2 separate regions of the Homo sapiens genome follow, and region 2 is linked to region 1. A link is a contact called in ENCODE POLR2A ChIA-PET data. All regions are on one chromosome and are shown on one strand. Each heading gives the region's core, a stretch centred on a gene start or an enhancer-like site at or near the end of the contact. The rest is flanking DNA. Distances are from core to core; before and after follow the strand shown.

The links. ChIA-PET counts read pairs that join two places held with the same protein, here RNA polymerase II (POLR2A).
Region 2: POLR2A ChIA-PET joins it to region 1 with 13 read pairs in OCI-LY7. The contact joins two enhancer-like sites. POLR2A ChIA-PET finds 5 or more read pairs at or near these places in 2 of 52 experiments (OCI-LY7 and activated B cell).

What each region holds. Positions count from the first base shown.
Region 1 is chr20:50,143,218-50,149,015 of GRCh38, reverse strand. PEDS1-UBE2V1 (PEDS1-UBE2V1 readthrough) reads left to right here. Exons shown (of 8, transcript NM_199203.3): 2 at 5,395-5,514. It overlaps PEDS1 (plasmanylethanolamine desaturase 1), which reads left to right. Exons shown (of 6, transcript NM_199129.4): 2 at 5,395-5,514. LOC124904927 (putative uncharacterized protein CCDC28A-AS1) reads right to left here and starts at 5,287. Exons shown (of 1, transcript XM_047440630.1): 1 at 5,123-5,287. The coding sequence starts at 5,287. The coding sequence ends at 5,123. RefSeq lists an enhancer at 4,643-5,278. Within about 2 kb of position 1,580, at least 19 of the 41 ENCODE cell types and tissues checked have a DNase peak (open chromatin) inside an H3K27ac peak, as active enhancers do.
Region 2 is chr20:50,227,318-50,233,322 of GRCh38, reverse strand. No RefSeq gene overlaps it. Among named protein-coding and RNA genes, the nearest start is that of PELATON, 37 kb to the left of the region's middle. Within about 2 kb of position 3,907, at least 2 of the 41 ENCODE cell types and tissues checked have a DNase peak (open chromatin) inside an H3K27ac peak, as active enhancers do.

The DNA.
Region 1 (5,798 bases), core at 331-2,830:
TCAGCCTCCAAAGTGCCGAGATTGCAGGTGTGAGCCACCACGCCCAGCTAATTTTTATTTTTATTTTTGTAGAGGCAGGATCTAGTTATGTTGCCCAGGCTGGTCTCCAACTCCTGACCTCAAGTGATCCTCCTACCTTTGCCTCCTAAAGTGCTGGGATTACAGGCATGAGCCGCGGCACTCAGCCTGTTTCTCATCTTCCCATGGCTCTGATTCCTTATTTGTCTCTCATCTCTTATTTGTCCCTCTGTCCATCTCTCATCCCCACCTTCTCTCTACCTCTTGTCCCCCATCTCCCTGAGGCTGAGGGTCTGCTGGAGGCCAGGGGTCCTCAGAAGTCCAGCTTATTTGGGGCTTGTCTCTGCCTGGAACCAGAAGAGTTGGGCCCACCAAGCCTTTGACTGCAGCCTGTCCCCTGGAAAGCAGGATGACAAAGGCATGACCCCAGGCCTCCCCTGCTCTTCCTAGCTCCCCATACCTACCACACGAGGCCAGCCCCTTCCTCAGGCCAATAAGTGGCTACTGCTTTTGGCTCAGATCTTCAAACCCTGCCAAGCCAGGGGCTGGCTCTGATAGCAGGACCTCAGCACTACAGCCAGAAGACAGCCCGGGCCTCCTGTGTCCTGAGCAGCCACCCTCCCTGTCCCCACCTCAGTCTGCTCATCTGTTAAGTGATACAGTTTAGGCCAGTTGACCCCACAGGCCCTGCCAGGCTGATGATCCATGCTGTGACTTTGGTGACCCTCAAGTGACTTTGGACAAGTGCCTTGACCTCTCCAGGCCCAGCTTCTCTCTCTGAAGGATGGGACAGAGGGTCCCTAGCTCCAGGAGGTGGTGAGGGGTGCTGAGATCATCTTAGCCCTGTATCTGGCATGTTCCAGTTGCTCAGTGAAAGCTACTTAAGTTGTGTATGTTTTCTCCCCCTGGAGACGGAGTCTTGCTCTGTCGCCCAGGCTGGAGTACAGTGGCACGATCTCGGCTCACTGCAACCTCTGCCTCCTGGGTTCACGTGATTCTCCTGCCTCAGCCTCCCGAGTAGCTAGGAGATTACAGGTGCACCCTCCCGAGTAGCTAGGAGATTACAGGTGCACACCACCACACCTGGCTAATTTTTGTATTCTTAGAGACGGGGTTTCACCATGTTCATGTTAGCCAGGCTGATCTCGAACTCTTGACCTCGTGATCTGCCCACCTCGGCCTCCCAAAATGCTGGGATTACAGGCATGAGCCACCACACCCGGCCATTGTGTATGCATTCTTTATGGATGAGAATTAAGGTATTTGGTCTGCAGAAGGATCCAGCTTCCAGAGGCCAAAGAGAGATGGAGTTTAGATGGAAAAATATTCAGATTTGGAGGACGTTCTCCATGGCGTGGGGAGAGAGCTGGATCATCTTTGGTTTCAGGACTGCCCCGAACGTCCAGGCTAACATGTCTCATTGATGTGTCTGGGATCCAAACCCAGCTCTGAACCTCAGTTTCCTTGTCTAGGAAATGAGATCACTCAGTTCCTTCCTTGACGGGCTGATACTTGAATGAGAGACTGTGCCTCAGACTCAAAAACTCAGATGACTGCAGGGGCCCAGCCAGGGCTGCCACCAAATCTGGCCACCCAGTGTGAGACCCCAGGGAAGGGAGAGGACCAGGGTGAACCTGGAGCTCATATCCCATTGGATGGGGGCAGCTATTACTTATTGTTTAGGCCTAGGGTGGCCAGAGCCCTGTGTTGTTGAGGGAAGCAGGAAACTAGGAATTTTACGTGATTTTCAAATTTAGCTCACTTTTTAAAACTGAGGGCAAAACATGTCAGAGGGAGTCAGTTTGCAACCTCTCCGATATGGGCCACACCCCAGCGCATGACAGGCTTCAGTGTGTGTCAGCCATTGTTAGGGTAACTGTTATTTGATCATGTTGCAGTTGGCTCTGCCCACTTCCTGTCCCTGCATGCTGTGGGGCAGGCAGGCAGGTCGATCGGGAAGGTTCACTTGTTCTTTCCTTCTCACCGCCTCTCCGTGTCCTCCCACCCCACCCACTCGGGGTTTTCTGCTTCTGAGCCCTGGGCCTTGGCTACAAACAAGAATCAGAAAGGGGAAGGCCTTGCTGGGCCTGATCATGGTGATCCCCAGGCTGGGGCGGCTGCTGGGGCAGTGGGGGTGCTGCGTGGCTCAAGAGAAACAGCCCTCGCCTGAGAATTGGGGAACCAGGAGATCTAGGCCCCTGTGACCTCTGCTATGTGACCTCTGTTGAGGTCCTTCTCCTTCCTGGGCTTCACGGTCTTCTTCTGCACAAAAGGAGCCAAGGGCATGTAACCCTGGTGTGTTCCGTTCCCCTTCTGAGCCTTGGTCTTTTCAAGGGGCAGGGGAGGGCAGCTGTCCTGGTTCTGGGTCAGGGTAGGTCAGGAGCAGCTTGCTGTTGTGTGACCTGGAGAAGGCCTTCTCTCTCCCTGAGCCTCAGTTTCCCTATCATGACAAATGGGGAACCCAGTACTTCCTTCCCAAGGTATGTCGGTGAGCGGCACCCAGAGACAAAGCCATGGAGTTGTCCGTTAGGATTGTGGTTGGGAATTTGCTCATTCTGCAAGCATTTACTGAGTGTCAGGGCCCTGGTGAGTGAGCCAGACATGGTTCTGGGCCTCCCGACTTCACATTTAGGTAGGGAAAGACAAACGTAGACAAGGCCACAGGCATGAGCAATGGGCCTCGTGTGGGGGGAGTGTGGGGTCAGAGGAGGCATCATGGATGGCTTCCTGGAGATGGAGGTTTCCAGGGTGAGATCTGCAGGAACAGTGTCAGGTGCACAGGGAGTGAAGAGAACAGCATGCACAGAGTCCTAAAAAGAAGAGAGGGTGGACACAGGAGGAGCCCTTCTCACCTGCTCTGGCCCTGACCCCTTCACAGGGACCTGCCTGGCCCCGCTGCTTAAGTGGGGGCCTGGGCTCCTGACCCAGAATGTCGTCAAGGTGATAGGGTGATGGGGAATAGAGGGAGGGACCAGGGGCAGCAGGAACAGGATAGAGCGGGGCGAGAGCGGGATCTTAGGAGCCAGACCTCTGGCCATGGAATTCTGGTCTCTGCTGACTAGTTGGGTGGCTTTGGGCTACTTCCTTGACCACTCTGATGGTCAGTTTTCTCATCTGCAAAAGGACATCACTTCAGCAGGCGCCTGATATGTAGTAACTGCTCAGTATATTTTAAACACCCATGATAAAATTGTTGTCATTAAAGGTCTTCTGTGCCTTATGGAGCAGCTGCCTGGGGCATACCCTAGTCACATGTTCTATGTCACCCACATGGTGTTTTTATTTCCTTTAATTTTTTTTTTTCTTGAGATGGAGTTTTACTCTTGTCACCCAGGCTGGAGTGCAATGGCGTGATCTCAGCTCACTGTAACCTCCGCCTTCTGGGTTCAAGCGATTCTCCTGCCTCTCCCGAGTAGCTGGGACTACAGGCGCCTGCCACCACACCTGGCTAGTTTTTGTATTTTTAGTAGAGATGGGGTTTCGCCACGTTGGCCTGGCTGGTCTCAAACTCCTGACCTCAGGTGATCTGCCTGCCTCGGCCTCCCAAGGTGCTGGGATTACAGGTGTGAAACACTGCACCCGGCCTTATTTCCTTTAATGTTTAAAATTTTTTGTTTTGTTTTGTTTATTAATAGAGACAGGGTTTTGCTATGTTGCCCAAGCTGGTCTTGAACTCCTGGGCTCAAGCAATCCTCTCGCCTCAGCTTCCCAGGGTGCTTGGATTACAGGAGTAAGCCACTGGGCCTAACCCCTTTTATTTATTTTATTTTTATTTTTATTTTAGTTTTTATTTTTTGAGATGGAGTCTCACTCTGCCGCCCAGGCTGGAGTGCAGTGGTGCCATCTCAGCTCCCTGCAATCTCCACCTCCCAGATTCAAGTGATTCTCTTGCCTCAGCCTCCCGAATAGCTGGGATTACAGGTACCCGCCACATGCCTGGCTAATTTTTGTATTTTTAGTAGAGATGGGGTTTCACCATGTTGGCCAGGCTGGTCTCGAACTCCTAGTCTCAAATGATCCTCCTGCCTCGGCCTCCCAAAGTGCTGGGATTACAGGTGTGAGCCACCATGCATGGCCCCCTTTTATTTTTTTATTTTAATTTACAATTAAAAGAAAACAATGTAATATGCTAGTACTTTAAAAGGAAATAAGGGAAAAGCCGGTCTTAACTATATAGATTTTTTTTTAACATAAATGGCTGCTATTTGGCACTTTGCTTTTTGCACTTACCTAGATGTCCTGGACATCTCTCCACGTCCACTTATAGACAACTGCCCAGGTGTTTTCCTGGCTGCAGAGATGATGTGGACTGAATTCATTTGGCCAATCCCCAGGCAATGGCCACTTAGGTTATTTCCCAAGTTTTGACACCACAAACAAAGCTGCAGCGAGTGAATCAGCTTGTCTGGGCTCGTGTGTCTGTGAAAACTATGTGGCAACACTGAAACAGATTGCACACCCAAAGCCTGACTTCTGGCTCCTCTTGGGAATCAGAAGCTCTGCCTCCCTGGCCCACACGCCATACTTTTAGAAGCCCCACTGCCCCAGAGCCCTATTTGTCCATGAATTCCTGACTCATTGTCTGGAGCCTGCTTGAGGGAGGCTGGGCAGGGTGTGAGCCACCAGGATTAAAGGTTGTTTGTAGCCTCTGCCTCCAAATAGTTACCTGCAAAAGGGGACAAGTGAAGCCACAAAGATTCTACTTTAAAAAAAGAAAAAGAAGCTCATTAAAGTTCCCTTAGGTGTCTCCAGAGAGAGCCCAGAGGGGCCCAGGAGACCAGAGTTCTGGTCCTGTCTGTCAAAGAATTGGTCTGTCAGAGAATTGGGCCACTCTCTGAAGGGCCCCATCCTTGGTTTAATGCATCCAGCCCTGACTGTTTGACCTTGGTGAGGGCCTCAGTGACGTCATCTGTGAAATGGGTACAGACTCCTTTGCGGGAGTCTGTAAGCTCAGCTTGTGGTTGGCAATATAGATGCATTAAACAAAGTTGAAAAGCTCCTGGCCAGGTGCGGTGGCTCACACCTGTAATCCCAGCACTTTGGGAGGCCAAGGTGGGCGGATCACAAGGTCAGGAGTTCAAGACCAGCCTGGCCAATATGGTGAAACCCCATCTCTACTAAAAAATATAAAAATTAGCCGGGCATGGTGGCGGGTGCCTATAATCCCAGCTACTCGGGAGGCTGAGGCAGGAGAATCGATTGAACCTGGGAGGTGGAGGTTGCAGTGAGCCGAGATGGCACCACTGCACTCCAGCCTGGGTGATAGAGTGAGACTCTGTCTCAGAAAAAAAAAAAAGAAAAGAAAAGTTCCCATGGGGCCACACTCTGCCTGGCCTTGACCTTCCAGCCTTTACCTCTCGCCTCTGCTCCCTGCAGGCAAGCGCCTCCAGGAGTGGTGCTCTGTGATCCTGTGCTTCAGCCTCATCGCCCACAACCTGGTCCATCTCCTGCTGCTGGCCCGCTGGGAGGACACACCCCTCGTCATACTCGGTGTTGGTGAGTGCCCGAGGCACTGCTGCCTGCCTCAACTTCCCTAGGGGCCAGGGACCCACCGGGTAACTGGCGCGTGTGTGTGTCCACATGCATGGATGTGTGTGCTTGAGTCCAGTATGTGCCTTGAGTACCCCACCTCCCTATTGCAGTCAGCAGCACCTCCCTGCAGCCTGTCACTTGGGCCCAAAACCTAAACATGATCCTCAGTTCCTCTCTTCCTCTTGCATTGCACATCCAAACCATCAGCAAATGCTGTTAACTCTACTTTCAAACTGCATGAGGAGTAC
Region 2 (6,005 bases), core at 2,658-5,157, 82 kb before region 1:
ACACCCACCCTCCTGCCCTGGCAGGGGCCCCTCCTCCGGGCAGGGAGACCCAGGAGAGGAGGCCTCAGCCCCAGCCTGGGCCCAGGCCTGCCAGTCCTCCTCTCCACACCTACATTTTTAAGCTCTTTCCATCCATTCCTTCACTCATTCATTCATTCATTCATCCCACGAATGTTTATTAAGCACCTACTGTGTGCTGGGCTGTGGGATACAGCAGGGAACAAGACCCACAGGGATCCTGCCTACAGTAGCTCTGTCCCCTGCAGGAGGCAGGAAATAGACAGGAAAATTCCAGCAAGGAAGCAGAACATTGAAAAATAAAAGCAAAACAATGAGGTGATGTGATACATAAGAACTGGGGGGCTTCAGTTCAGGTGCTCGGGGGGGCCACACTGAGGAAGTGAGGCAACTTTAGAGTTGAGGACCCATGGAGGAGATGGGGCTGTCATGAGGAGAGTGTTCCAGGCAGAGGGACAGCACGTGCAAAGGTCCTGGGGTGGGAGACTGCTGCTGGAGGAGGCTGGTGCAGGGGCAAGAAGGCAGAGTCATGGGAGGTGAGGCCAGGGAGGCAGGGGAGGCTGGGGCAGATCCAGCAGAGCTTCTTGGGGCACAGTGAGGAGCCCAGATTGCATCCTCGGGACGGAGGGCAGCCACGGGAGAATTCTCAGCATTGGAGGGACGAAGGTGGGATCCTCTCCCCACAGCAGCACACAGGGCCGTTCAATGCACACACGTTGAATCAAAATCCCAATGATGGCCAGGCACAGTGGCCCACACCTGTAACCCTGCCACTGCCCAGCACTCTGGGAGGCCCAGGTGGGTGGATCACTTGAGGCCAGGAGCTTGAGACCAGCCTGGCCAACATGGCGAAACCCTGCCTCTACTAAAAATACAAAAATTAGCCAGACACGGGGGTGTGTGCCTGTAGTCCCAGCTACTCGGGAGGCTGAGACAGGAGAATCACTTGAACCCAGGAGGCGGAGGTTGCAGTGAGCCGAGATCATACCACTGCACTCTAGCCTGGGCAACAGAGCGAGACTCTTTCTCCAAAAAAAAAAAAAAAAAAAATTCCCAATGGCTGAAGAAGACCCCAGTGATACCACCTGCCTGTCTGTAGAATATGTTCCTACCCGTGTCTCAAATCCTTCCTTGGGCCTCAGTTTCTCCCTTTGAATAGTGGACGGGCACTCCCAACTCAAGTGGTGATGATGATTTAAATCCCACAAACAGAGAAAGAAGGCCCTGAGCACCTACTGTGTGCTGGGGGGCAGGGGCCGGCCTCCAGGAGGCACCTGCCATGGGCATTTTGCATAAGATGTCCGGCTGCTCCTGAGGCCTCTGGAGCACCAAAGCCTGTGTTCAGGTCCCAGTTCCGCTCCTTAGGATGTCTTGGCCTCTCTGGGCCTCAGTTTCCTCATCTACAAAATAGGGTTGATAATAATACCTACCTCATGGAATCGTTGTGAGGATTAAATTCATTGATACCTGTAAGGTAAGGAAACAAGGACTGGACCAGAATAAGTGCTCAATTTCTGGTCATTTTTATGGTTAATTTCCTAAACTCTCTCCTTAAGCTCCCCACCTGTCTGCTCCCCACCAGCCCCCTAGCGCTGGATTTCTCGGCTCTGTCCCTACACAATAAGTCCAGTCTCACCTCTGAGCTCTATGCGTCCCCCAGCAGCCAGGAAGGTGTTTAAAATGACACTTCTCTGCTCAGTACTGCAGTGTCTCCCCCTGTCCAGGCCAGGTCCTCCCTGGGGGATTGTGCCTGTCCCCCGGCCACACTTACACCATCCTCATTCTCCACTCCTCCCTCCAGCTGGAGCAACCTCTGGGTCTCAGAGGGTTCCATCCACCCTGCCTCGGCCACTTTGCACGTGCTGTTCCCTCTGCCCAGGACACCCTTCCTCCCACTGTTCTGCCTGCGCTGACTCTTCCTTCTGTGGGGAACCATCTGGGGCTTTCTGGGGCTGCCACAGACTGCTCATGCGGTGCCCTGTGTTTCCCATATGACAGCACCAGCTGAAAGGACATGTCAGGGTCCCCAGCTAAACTGGGAACACCTGGAGGCTAACTCCTTCTCTGCAAGGCTTGGAGGCTGTCTGGGGAAGGCAGGTGGCAATCACAGTGGGGGTCTACTGTGAGTCGAGAGAGTTGAGGTGAGTCGAGTGAATACACTTAACTTAAACTGACTTTAGCCAGGTGCAGTGGCTCAAGCCTGTAATCCCAGCACTGTGGGAGGAGGCCAAGGCAGGAGAATCACTTGAGGCTAGGAGTTTGAGACCAGCCTGGACAACATAGTGAGACCCTATCCCTACAACAAATAAAATTTGAAAATTAACCAGGCATGGTGGCATGTACCTGTAGTCCCAGCTACTCAAGAAGCTGAGGCAAGAGGATTCCTTGAGCCCGGGAAGTCGAGGCTGCAGTGAGCTATGTTCTTGCCATTGTACTCCAACCTGGGTGACAGAGCAAGACCCTATCTCTAAAAAGGTAACAAATAAATAAAAACTTGGCCAGGTGCGTTGGCTCACGCCTGTAATCCCAACACTTTGGGAGCCCAAGGTGGACAGATCACCTGAGGCTGGGAGTTCGAGACCAGCCTGACTAACATGGAGAAACCCTGTCTCTACTAAAAATACAAAATTAGCCGGGCGTGGTGGCACATGCCTGTAATCCCAGCTACTCGGGAGGCTGAGGCAGGAGAATCACTTGAACCTGGGAGGCGGAGGTTGCAGTGAGCCTAGATCGAGCCATTGCCCTTCAGCCTGGGCAACAAGAGCGAAACTCCATCTCAAAAAAAAAAAAAAAAAAAAACTTGTAAAAGTTGAGATGAGGTGTGTTGAGGAGCTGGGTGGAGCTGAGCTGAGCATTCAACAGAGCAGGATTGACTTGAGCTGAGCTGAGGTGGGTGGGATTGCAGTGAGTGGCGCTGAGCTGAAGTAAACTGAGGTGAACTGAGGTCAGCTGAGCTGAGCGGAGGTGAGGTGAGTTAAGCAGAGTTAGTTGGGTTGAGTTGAGTCAGGTAGAGGTGAGTTTTCACCTGAACTGCGCTCTGCTGAGTGGAGGGGCGCAGGGCTGATGTCAGTCGTGCTGATGAGCTGGGTTGTGTCAAACTGAGCAAAGGAGGGTTGAGTGGAGACACATTAAGCTGAGTCGAGTTCAACTAAACACAATGAGTGGAGTTCTGTTGAGTTGAATTCAGTTGAGGTATTGCGTGGATTCAAATCAAGTTAAGGTGAGTTTATTTTTATTTATTTATTTATTTATTTTTGAGATGGAGTCTCGCTCTGTCACCCAGGCTGGAGTGCAGTGGAGCCACCTCTGCTCACTGCAACCTCCGCCTCCTGAGTTCAAGCGATTCTCCTGCCTCAGCCTCCCGAGTAGCTGGGATTACAGGCACCTGCCACCACACCCAGCTAATTTTTGTATTTTTAGTAGAGACAGGGTTTCACCATGCTGGCCAGGCTGGTCTTGAACTCCTGACCTCAAATGATCCACCTGCCTCGGCCTCCCAAAGTGCTGGGATTACAGGCATGAGCCACCGCACCCGGCCTATCTTCGCTTTATACATAAAAAAATTAAGATGTTTTTTACCCCATAAGAATTAATTTCCACCCCTGTGGGGGCAATGTCACCTCCACACACACACACCCAAATGCCCGAGAGAATGCCTAAGTCAGGCTGAGCAGAGGCAAGGAGAGGGATCCGTCTACAAAAAGGATCTGTTTTGACTTCCTGGAGGAGGCAGTCTCTGGCGTGGATTGTGATTACCACAAGGCTGAGGCCCAGGCCAAGGCCAGCCCAACCTCAGTTGGAGTTCTCCTTCCACCACGCCCTGTTTCCTTCTCCCCTCCTCCAGCCCCATTTCCTCACCTGTGAAATGAGATATAGTAACAGAAGAAACAACAAACGTACAGGCCCTGAAGCAGGTACCAGCTCGGCATATTGACTTTAGCTGAGGGAGGTTCCTGTGGTTGGAGGGGTGAAAGGGAGAGGAGGGGCGGTCAGTGGAGCTCCATCACGTCAAATCTTGCGGGACACGGGCAGGAGTTGAAGTCTATCCTGAGGACAATGGGGAGCTATGGGAGGATTCTGAGCAGGAGAAGGACGTGACGTGCATAAATGAAGCCTCTGGATGGACCCTGAATGGACTCCCCAGGGGCCCAGGACAGTGCACCTAGATGGCCGAGCTAATTGTCCATGCTCTGGCCACAGGGGGCAGAATCTGAGGCTCATGTTCACAGCCTCCTTTGTGGGAGACAGAACATCTGCCTCATACAGCAGAAAATTCTCCACACATAGGAAGGAGGTTCGGATTCTGGACAGTTGGAAGAAATGCCTCAAAACGCCCAACAGTAACAAGAAATAAACAATTGGACAGAGTGCTGTGGGGCTGGTTGGATAGAGGGAAAAAGGCCCAGGCCAGGCCTCTTGGGGTCTGCCCCAACCCCAAGACCCCAAGCCACCTCCCATACATACAAAGCCATGCCCTGGTCCCCAGTCTGGGGTGGCGGGCCCTGAACACTGCTGGGTCCCAGAACCTCATGCCAAGAGTTGCCTTCTTCACGGTATGTGTCACCTGCTTTCATTAACCACTAAAAGGGTGTTCCAGGCAGGGTGTGGAGGCTCACGCCTGTAATCCCAGCACTGTGGGAGGCCGAGGCAGGAGGATCACTGATCGAGACCAGCCCAGGCAGCATAGCAAGACCCTGTCTCTACAAAAAATTAAATTAAAAATTAGCCAGGCGGATGATGCAGTCTTGTCGTCCCAAGCTACTCGGGAGGCTGAGGTGGGAGGATCACTTGAGCCCAGGAAGTTGAGGAGGCAGTGAGCTGTGGTTGCGCCACTGCACTCCAGCCTGGGTGACAGAGTAAGACCCTCTTAAAAAAAAAGGCTGTTCCAGCAGCATGCACAGTGACACTCAAGGGGCCCCATGGGACACCCTCAACCCAGAGATTTCCCCTTTTGGAAAGACAAGCTCTACGGACAAGCAGACCCAGGTGCCCACCTAGGCTAGTGATGTCGCCTCTCTGAAACTGTTTCCTTACCGTGAAAGGGCCAGAGCCTTCCCCACCTTTCAATGGAAGAAAGTCACCTTCCCACCCAGGATGTCGGGGTGGCCTAACACTGGTCTTCAGAGTCACAAAGATCCTGATTTTATTCCCACTGTCCACACACCTGTTAGGTACCAGGAACCAAACTGGGTACTTTACATCTAGAGCTCTATATAATCCTCACGGCAGCCCATGGGGGCAGAGCCAGGACTCAGACCCAGGTCTGCCTGATATACAAACCCTTGCCTTAACCACTGGGCCATAGACCAGTGGATGCCAACCACTCCTTAGCGAGTGCCTACCGTGTGCCCAGCACTGTGCTGAGCAATCTACAGGAATTTCATGCCTCATCCTCACCACAAACCTCATGAAGTGAAACCATCTCCAAGTCCAGGTGAGAACACTGAGGCTCAAACAGGCGAGGAGCTTGCTCAAGAACAGGGAGATGCAGAACACTGAAATGTACACCCAGGTCTGTCTGAAGCTAAAATTCCAGTGCTTTCTACTATGCCACTAGTAAGAATGAAAATAGCTAGCATGTATTGTGCACCAGCTATATGCCTGGCCCTGCTCTATATACTTCATCTGCATCATCTCTCAGTCATCACCACACCCTGTGAGGGGGATGTAAATATTATCATCTCCATTTTCTTTTCTTTTTTTTTTTTTTTTTTTGAGACAGAGTCTTAGTCTGTCACCCAGGCTGGACTGCAGTGGCGTGATCTCGGCTCACTGCAACCTCTGCCTCCTGGGTTCAAGTGATTCTTGTGCCTCAGCCACCCGAGAAGCTGGGACTACAGGTGTGTACCACCATGCCCAGCTAATTTTTGTATTTAGTAGAGATGGGGTTTCACCATATTGGCCAGGCTGGTCTCGAACTCCTGGCCTCAGGTGATCTGGCCACCTCAGCCTTCCAAAGTGCTGGGATTACAGGCGTGAGCCACCAT